Regions from separate parts of the Mus musculus genome. Here region 2 is linked to region 1. The links are chromatin loops, found by intact Hi-C in ENCODE. Cell type or tissue: left cerebral cortex. All regions are shown on one strand. Each heading gives the region's core, and the rest is flanking DNA. Links, peaks and the distances in the headings are about the cores only. Region 1 holds the start of Galnt14 (polypeptide N-acetylgalactosaminyltransferase 14). Region 2 overlaps Ehd3 (EH-domain containing 3).

Region 1 (4,383 bases), core at 299-4,298:
AGAGGCAGAGGGGGCTGATGTATTATTTACAGCTAACACTTGAATAGGGTCCACTGCAGGGGTTAGTTCAAAGACTGTGCCTGGAGGGCTGTGGAATTAAGACAGACATCTTTGAATTCTCCCTATCACCTTTTCTTTTTCCTTTCTTTTCTTTTTTCTGCTGGGGAACCCTGCCAGCGCTGGAGCAGCATGCAAGCCTCTCATCTTACTGAGCTGCCATCTGCCTGGCCCCCTATTCACCTTTCCCCCTGGCCCAGAAGAGGCCTAGCTCCAGTAGGTCAAAATTGGTGAGGCTGACATCAGGGGCACCTCACAGGTGGCGGCAGGTCAGGTAGGTACGAAGATGGCAAGATACGCCTATAGCCACTCGTGTGCAAGAACACACACGCACACACCCCTGAACTCACTCACGGTGGGGAGGGAGGAGGGACTTGAGGAGTCTGATCCAAAGGGAACAAAGGCTGCTGCTTCTGCAGTGAGCCGAAGGACTGGTGACAGGCGGACAGCGAAGGGAAATGCAGGCAAAGTGTGAAAACCCACAGCAATTGCTGCCAGAGAGCATATGCATCGGACTTCACAGCTTCCTCCTGTTTCCAGCTTACATTTGCTCCATATGCTGCTTCACACAGCTTTCTGGGGGCCATAATGGGTTTTATTCCGTAGTTTTTATACTAACAGGAATGACTCACATCTGCTCCACTACCCAATTTGCTCTCTAATGTCTTCGCCTGTGAGGAGAGAACGGCTTATACAGAACTTCACAACGACAGTAGTGGCCACAGAGAGTCCAAATTTGGGGATAAAGAAAGGCTAGACCCTTAAATGCTTCAGCCCAGGGTTGGGGGTTGGGGGGGTTCTCTGTAAGAATGTCACACTACACAGGGGCAAATTGGACCTCAGAGATACGAACGGGCTGAAGAATTGTGACCAGGAGGTAGGCTCTATTTAGGTGGAATGAGACTCCTAATTCAGAGCAGATTTTTATTTTGTTTTGTTTTCTTACAAAATTGCTCAGAGATTTTTCTCCCTATCTTGGTTGTGATGAGAAAGAAGTAGTTTGGGTTAGTCACCAATGATATAGCTCATCTACCCTGTGGGGTCACCAGGGCTCTGTGCTGTTTAGGCTGATGTGTGTGTATGTGTGTGTTTTCTTGTGTGAGTGTATGTGCACAGGCATGTGAAGACCATAGGATAACCTTGGGTGCTTTTCTTCAGTATCATCCATCTTGTGTTTTTGAGACACAGTCTTTCACTGGCCTGGAATTTCTCAAGCAGACTAGGATAGCTGGCCAGTGAACTTGTATTGACTTACCCGTCTCTGCCTCCTCAGCGGTGGGTGTACAAGAATTCAGTTTCTTTCTTTAAGTGAGTCTAGGAATTAGACTCAGAACCTTGTGCTTGCAAAGCAACCACTGTACAGACTGAGTCATTGCCATGCCCCTAACTCCGTTATTAAAAGAACTTTGACTATCTGCCCAAGCTTGGAGAACTCTAAGATACACTGGAGTGAGACCTACCATGCTGGGACCTGCCTGGAGATTTTTTTTCTGGCTTCCAAAACTTAGAAGACTCACCTGTAGTGTCCTCCCATTTGTAATGGCACTTACTGGCCTAAAAGCCTAGACCAACATATTCTATAGTTGGGTCGGTTAATTGCACTTAGCAAAATCGGAGCCTTTAGAAATCTTTCAAGGCCCAGGGACTCTTCCCCATGTGAGAGGAGGACAAAATAGTGATTCAAGAGCAAGAGCTTTAGAAGAATATCTTTGTTCTTCCCAGTGTTACGTACTCTCCCGCGGAGCTGTTTCACCCCAGGGCCTTGGTTTCCCCGTATGCCAGTCTGAGTGAAGCAGGCGTGTGAGGCTGCACCATCTCAGGAGCTTGGCGGTGGTGTTGTGTAACTGTCTGCCATCTGTTACTCAGAAACAGCCCCACAAAGCGCTGAGCAATGGACTCCGCTGCTGCAGCTCCTGCCTGGCGCTCATCAGCGAGTCTACAGCTTGCTCGGGAGGTTCTCGGCAGAGCTGACACAGAACACTTTGCAGGCCCAGGACTGGGACTCTAGGGTGAGGCTCTTGGAAGAGATCCAGAGAGCTCAGAAAGCTGCGGGAGTAGGTGCTCTTGCCACTCGCCAATGCTCCTTGGACAGTTATTCACCGAGGCCTTTGCCTGCTTAAACAACATCTGGAGAGAGTGGACCCAACCTTTCAGAGGCTACGGGTCCAATAGAGACAAGTGTGAGATGCCAGCAGGGCTCTGGGGGCTGACAAGCCTTTTCTGGCTGATTGATTTCCAACCTCAAATTTCTTACCTACATCTCCGCTCCAGAGCCTTTGCCTTATGGCCGAAAGACAAGGTATCAAACACCGGAGCTGTTGGGGGGTGGGGGACACCTCTGTTTCTGAGCAAGTGTCTGGAGGGCTCCATGGCACTGGAGGAGGAATTCTGGAGAACTGACTGGTACCTTTCTCACCTGCAGTCGAGTGTGGGTGCTACCCCTATACTAAGCTCCAGTCTGTGAGTGAAGACAGCAGGGAGCATGCCGCTGGGCCACTCGGTGTCATTCTCACTTGGAGAAACTTGGAGCATCCCTGTAACTAAAACAAGGACTCCAGTGGCCAGGGCTCTGCAGACTTCGCAAAAACTTCCACCTTTTCTCTCTGAACTCTGAGGTAACGCAGCATTCACATCTGAAGATGAGGCACAGTCTTAAGACTTAAGGAAGGGAGAGGCTGACGCTGTGATTTGCCCTGTTGGTTGGGTAGGCTAGGCTAGAAACCACACCTCCCTATTCTAGAGATATGGTTAGAAATTCATCCAGCCCACCTGAGGCCTGTATGGAAACTGGAGTCAGAACTGTTCCTGTCTCTAAATCCAAGTGACTTTAGTCTGTAGCTGGAAGATGTATTCCTTAAAGGCAACTGGGAAAGGGATTTGGGGAGCTACTCCCACACACCCCAGGGCCACCTTTCACAAAACTTCCGGTGGTTGTGCTAACATTAGACCCTTTTTTTCTGGCAAGCCCCAGAAAAAGGGCTTATTTTTACAAGGAGAAAAAAAAAATCCTCAGGGATTTACTTTTGCCTTAATTTTTAAAAGGACATCTTTCGAGTTAAATTTAGACCAGCTCAGTTTTCCATTAAGAGAAAGTTGCCAGGCACCTACCTGCTCAAAGGCAAAGAATACCCTGGGGAGATGGCTGAACTCGACCTTGGCCCTGAAATGGTCAAGTCTGAACTTGAGACAACATCTGGGTCAACCAACCCTACTATCCCAGTGATGGCTCCCGGCTAGCGAACCCTCCTGTGAGCACCATGTGCAGAGCCCCGCAGCAAACAGAAACTCCTCCCCGGTAGTGCCTCACCTGGCGCGGGCTAGTCCTTAAGTATCAGCTTGCTTGATACAAGTCAGTATCCTATAACCGGTCCCCGCCCAACCCCTCCCAGCACAACCCTAGCCCAGGATGGTCCCAGAGCTGCATCCAAGGTCCCTCAACCGCAGGGTGCTCCACGGTCGGCGGGAGGCGGTAGCGCCCCCGCTCAGAGCCCGGTTCGCTCCCGCCCCGCTCTCCCTCGGAGTCAGTCTGTCTGTCGGGCCCGCCCTCCCTCCGCGCTCCCTCCTCCTCGTGCTCCTCCGGGGGTGCCGGGCACAGCCTCGGATTCCACCTTCCCGGCTGCTCGAGTCAGTTTCCCTCGCGGCAGCAGCGGGCAAAGGCAGCCGCGGCGCACAGCAGCATCGCAGCGGCCGCCGCGGCTCTCCGTTTGGAGCGGGCGCCGGGCTGAGCTGCCCCTCGTCCCTGCCCGGCCGCGTCTCTAGTCTCCGGCGCCCCTCGCCGCTCCGTTCCCGGCTGTGGCTTCTCTCCGAAGCGGGCGGGGCAGGATCCCGCCATCCAACATCGGGATCCCAGGAGCAGCGTTTCTCCTAGAGCGAGGCGCTCGGCAGACTCGTGCCCCGCCACCCCTGACCGCCGGGGGGTGCCCCAGGGACGCGTCGCCACCAAGAGAAGCAGGCAGAGGGGACCATGCGGCGGCTGACTCGCCGCTTGGCGCTGCCCATCTTTGGGGTGCTCTGGATCACCGTACTGCTGTTCTTCTGGGTCACCAAGAGGAAGTTGGAGGTGCCGCTGGGACCCGAAGTGCAGACCCCCAAGGTATGCCGTTTCGTGGCGCACAGGGCACAGGGCACCGGGCACTGGCAGGTGGAAGGGTGCGTGGTCCACGCACTGGGATTGAGGGTTCAAATGCAGGGGTGTCGAGGTGCTGCGATGGGGAACAGGCGCGGGATGCGGCCATGGGGAGGTGCTTGTGGAATTTAAGAAGCTTGGGGCGTCTCCATATCTTTGGCGTGTGTAAGTGGCAGTGGGCGTGGGTGGTGGGCGCGCGC
Region 2 (4,383 bases), core at 197-4,196, 120 kb before region 1:
GGCAAGCCAGGGGGAGACCACAGAGGAGATAGAGGGCACTGAGAATGATGGAAATTTTGCCAAGGACACCAGAGTCCTTGGAACTCTAGAGAACAAGGTCCCAGTCCTTTCAAGATGGCCTTCTGTGAATTAGCATGAAGTCCTGCTTTGTAAAAGCCTGGGGCTGAATTTGAGCTGGGATGCTTTAGGCTAATGAACGGGAGGCTGAGCAGGAATAGGCACAGACAACATCTAGCAGTCCAGCCCACTCTCCTGATGGCTTGGCTGGTCTTCTGTGATGTTGTGAACACGAGGCGCAGGCCAGAAGGCACAGTTTGCTTCTACAAGGTGACAGATGGTCAGATTGTTGGCCCATCAAAGGCTGGTGAACCTCCCTCCCTCCCTTGCCTGGATGCTTTGGAAGGCTGTGTGAGGGGCTGTGTGTTCAGACTGTCCTGTGCTTTGTCACCACGTAGCAACACTGGGATCTTTCATCCATCACAGAACTGGGACAGAGGGGTGTCTCAAGTTCTGGATTTGAATCTTCTCTTCTTGGGACTTCCCGGAGTTTGGGAAGGTACCCTAAACTACTCTGAGTCTTTGGCTCTTCACCTGAAAAATGCAGTAACAGGAGGGAAGCAAACTTGCCTAGGGCATTCATGAAGGCCACAGGGACTAATACATAGAAAGTGCCTAACCCTGCTCTTGCCACACAGGAATGGCTTGGTATGTATAAAGAAACTGAGTATCCAGAGATACCACGCTGGGGGTGGGGGACAAACCCATGAACCACCAATCCAATGTCCTGTTGAAGAAGACCACAGGGTATCTTCCTTGTGCTTTCCTACCAAATTTTTCTTTTTTCTTTTCCTGTTTGTGAGTCTTTGACCCAAAGTGGCAGGCAGAATTCAAGGTCCATGTTTACTGAGGAAGACAGAGAGTCTTGGGTTGAGAAAAACACAGAGAACATAGGCCAGTGTCTTTTCAAGTGTGGGGTGCAGTGCCCTATGGAGGTTTCTCAGATTGGTCCTCCTCTTTCAGCTTCTCCTTTCCCTCACAGCTCCCAGGCCCTGAGTCAATTTCTACTTAGGAAGCCCCAGAGGGAAAAAAAATAAAAGCATAGAAAATAAAGCAAATTTTCTATTCCATGAAAAAGCCTTTTCCATCTGCTCGGAGCCTAGATGTGGAGGCACTGGGGGTAGAGTGGGTGGGCCATCTGTGTTAACTGCCTCATGTCTGTGGGGGAATGGAAGATGGAGGGAATGTTTGGACACAGGCCTATATCCTAAGACAGAGGAGGGAAAGCTGCCCTTCTACCAACCCTGGGAACTTGGAGAGGTGCTCAGACAAAGGTGAACCCTTCTCATTTATAGTGTGACTGTCAAGTTGTGTGTGTGTGTGTGTGTGTGTGTGTGTGTGTGTGTGTGTGTGGTCTACATGTCTATCCTCTCTTTTGATACTGTCTGTCTGAGGTTACCTGGCTCTCTCATTCTGATACTTTCCTCTTAGATGGAGGGAGGAGGTGGGCAGGTAGCTCACTGGGCAGCTCATGCCCCTCTAGCTTGACTTTGATAAGGTGGTTGGCCAGGGCAAACTCCTCGTCATCCAACATGCCATCCTTGTCAATGTCGGCTAGCTTCCAGATCTTGCCCAGCACGCTGTTGGGCAACTTGGAGCGCACCATCTCCTTCTTGGCGTTGGCACCTGTGATCTTGCCATCCACTGGGGATAAGGTGTAGAAGATCTCATCATACATAGGCTTGTCCCGCGCCACCACCCACTCGGCATCATCGATGCCCTCCCCAGCTCCCTCTCCATAGCCGTGCCCGAAGGGGCCTTGTAAGGTTCCCTCAAATGCTCCGCCCTTCACCATCTGGACAGGCCGTTGGGTCTCTTCCTGGCGCACCAGCACCATGAGCTGGGCAATGTCATGAGCCAGCATATCATCAACCACTTCCAGCAGCTTGCTCTTCAGTGGCTGGAATTTGCTGAAGTCCTGGGCCTGCAGCTGGTCCTGAGAAGAGAAAGGAAAAGGATGAAGTAGAATACAGTGGAAGGAGATGCTCATATCACGGAAGGTGCCTCCTATTAACGATAGAATCCTTGCCCAATTATCTTTCTAGTGAAAGCAACGGGCTGTGTGAGGGGACGGGAGCAAGGACCTGATGGGCTAAGGATAGGTCTTTTATGAAGGAACAGAATAAGAGCTGGAGCTGGGGAACAAAGAAAACTAGTGTTGGTTTTGTTTATTGTCATCTCTTTAAATATTGTTACAAACTGGAACTCAGACGTTTCTTCCAAAGTTAGTTTTGGCTGTTAATTGGTGAACCTTGAAGGCAGTAGTCCTCTGGGATGGAGTCTTGCTCCCTAACTACTGTTCTTGGTGCTCTTAGAGGTTGGGAAGTCATACACTAGTCACAGTTAGTGAGAGGGCCAGAGTGACCGGGGTGGGAAACCAAGGCAACTAAAACCGTAACAAAAGCCAAAGGTCGTTCCTAACCTTATAGTTCTCAACCAGGAATTTCCTGGATATCAAAAGACTGACCTAGGCACAGGCATGTATGTAGACTATATGAAAGCTGTCTCTTTTGCCTTCACATGTCCACCCACCTACATCAAAAAAGAAAGATGCTCTAGTTTGAAAATCTTTGCAGTCTCAAAAGACCCTCAACCTAGAACATCCAACTCTCCTTGCTTCTAGAACAGTGGTTCTCAACCTTCCTAATGAACCTTTAATACATTTCCTCATGTTGTGCTGATCCCCCCATCATAAAATTATTTTTGTTTCTATTCAAAACTATAATTTTGCTACTGTTATGAATCATAAGGTAAATACCTGTTTTCTAATGGCCTTGGGCAACCTCTGTGAAATTGCAAAGGGGTCGTGACCCACAGGTTGAGAACAACTGTTCTAGAAGACCATAGATGCCCACTGCTGCCCTGGTCTGGCCACAGCAATCTCATTATGTGGGGAAGAAGGCCACTAAACATGGATGGGCACTGACGAAGATTTAAAGGCTATTTACAGCTACAATTCAGAGGCAAGTGCTGGCAGGAAGCTTCTTGCCTCCTCTCAATGGCTGGGCCAAAGAGGATTCTGTGGGGAGCAGAGCAAGACTCTAGGTTAAGGGCCTTGCAGGAAAGATATTTCACTGGGTTCTCAGCAGTTGTGTACAAGAACCGTTGAAGGCCCTGTTTATGGATGCCAGGAAAGCTCTGCATGTATCTAGCTTCTAATGGCATGGCGGCTTCTTGCTTGGGTTCCGGGCTTTTCTATGTGATGCTTATGTGAATGCTTTGCTGCAAAAATACTAAGGACCTCAGCTGACAAAAGGCAGGTGAAAATGCTCTCTCTGAGAATGACTTTGGAGAAGACCACATCCCCCGCCCCCAAACACACAATCCCAAGTGGTAGCCTTAGGTTCAAGGGCTTGCAACATACCCAAAAACATGCTGTGGGCCACAGGCTGTTCCCAGGGAATTCTGGGATATGTTGAACATGTGGCCTTCACTAGGTAAGGTCTTCAGTGTCATCAAACACAGCTCTGTGCCTTTGGGGACAACTGGGCTGTTTCTCTCCAGCCTTTGCTATGGCATTTGCTGTGAGTGATTGTGACTTATGACTCTGGCTTCTCCCAGGAGCTCTGTGAGCTCCTTCATTTTCTGGCAGCCAGCTAGTAAGATGCCGTCTCCCAACCGTAGGGACCCTGACCCTCATTACCTGCATCCTCTTCAGGTTGGGGAAGTCTCCAGGGGAGATCTGGTGTTCTCGCTCAATCCGGCCATAGATCTCAGCCAGGTTGTTCACCAGTTCTTTCTTTTTGGTGTCCTTCCCAAACACTGAGGGCATCTCCTTCTTCAAGGAGCTGATGATGTAGGCGTGGACCTGACAAAGAGGAAGAGGACAACCTCAGGAGGAGCCTGAACTGGCCCTTCCAGCCCTTCCTCCTGACCCTGCTTCTGAAACTACTTCTTTCGTTCCTCACAGTCACGTGCTAGTACGGTGAGACTATGGAGAGGGAAGGTCACAGCGGAGGGGGTGAGAGCACTGCTGTCGTAGACACCGACAGTGGCAGCTTCTGAACACTAAGGTGTCTGGCACGGTGACGAGGGTTTTCATGTTCTGTTCCTCTTCCTCTTCCACCAGCCCATTCATTTTGTGAATGTAGAAAACAACACAGAAACTATCAAACCTTAGCCCTCCCAGGAATCACTGAGGTGGACATGGAGCCAAGCTCCAACCTGGCCATCTAATTCAGAGCCAGCAACCATAACCACCCACACTCTCCTACCGAAAGGACCTCAGTTCTGGCAATTGAGCTCTACTTTCGAACCTGTTCACGGTGTACTTACTTGGCGGCAGCCTTACCTTGGCCAGCCGGGCTCTCTTGATGAGATCGTTGA

Evidence for each region. A loop is a pair of places that touch in the nucleus more often than their neighbours do. Peaks named below come from ENCODE experiments on the same cell type or tissue, not always from the same donor. Only the 100,000 strongest peaks of a DNase experiment are listed, where the experiment ranks them.
Region 2: it touches region 1 in a loop (8-fold over the local background); 2 of 42 quality-filtered maps call a loop at or near these places.

What each region holds. Positions count from the first base shown.
Region 1 is chr17:73,709,698-73,714,080 of GRCm38, reverse strand. Galnt14 (polypeptide N-acetylgalactosaminyltransferase 14) reads left to right here and starts at 3,630. Exons shown (of 15, transcript NM_027864.2): 1 at 3,630-4,150. The coding sequence starts at 4,022. In left cerebral cortex, for the core only: a CTCF peak has its summit at 3,969; DNase peaks (open chromatin) are centred at 1,912, 2,707, 3,671, 3,939 and 1 more place; H3K4me3 peaks cover 1,217 bases; H3K27ac peaks cover 1,592 bases.
Region 2 is chr17:73,827,528-73,831,910 of GRCm38, reverse strand. It overlaps Ehd3 (EH-domain containing 3), which reads right to left. Exons shown (of 6, transcript NM_020578.3): 4 at 4,349-4,383; 5 at 3,701-3,865; 6 at 1-1,993. The coding sequence ends at 1,466. Among named protein-coding and RNA genes, the nearest start is that of Ehd3, 25 kb to the right of the region's middle. In left cerebral cortex, for the core only: no CTCF peak of the experiment used is centred there; DNase peaks (open chromatin) are centred at 285, 707, 1,161 and 1,772; H3K27ac peaks cover 1,355 bases.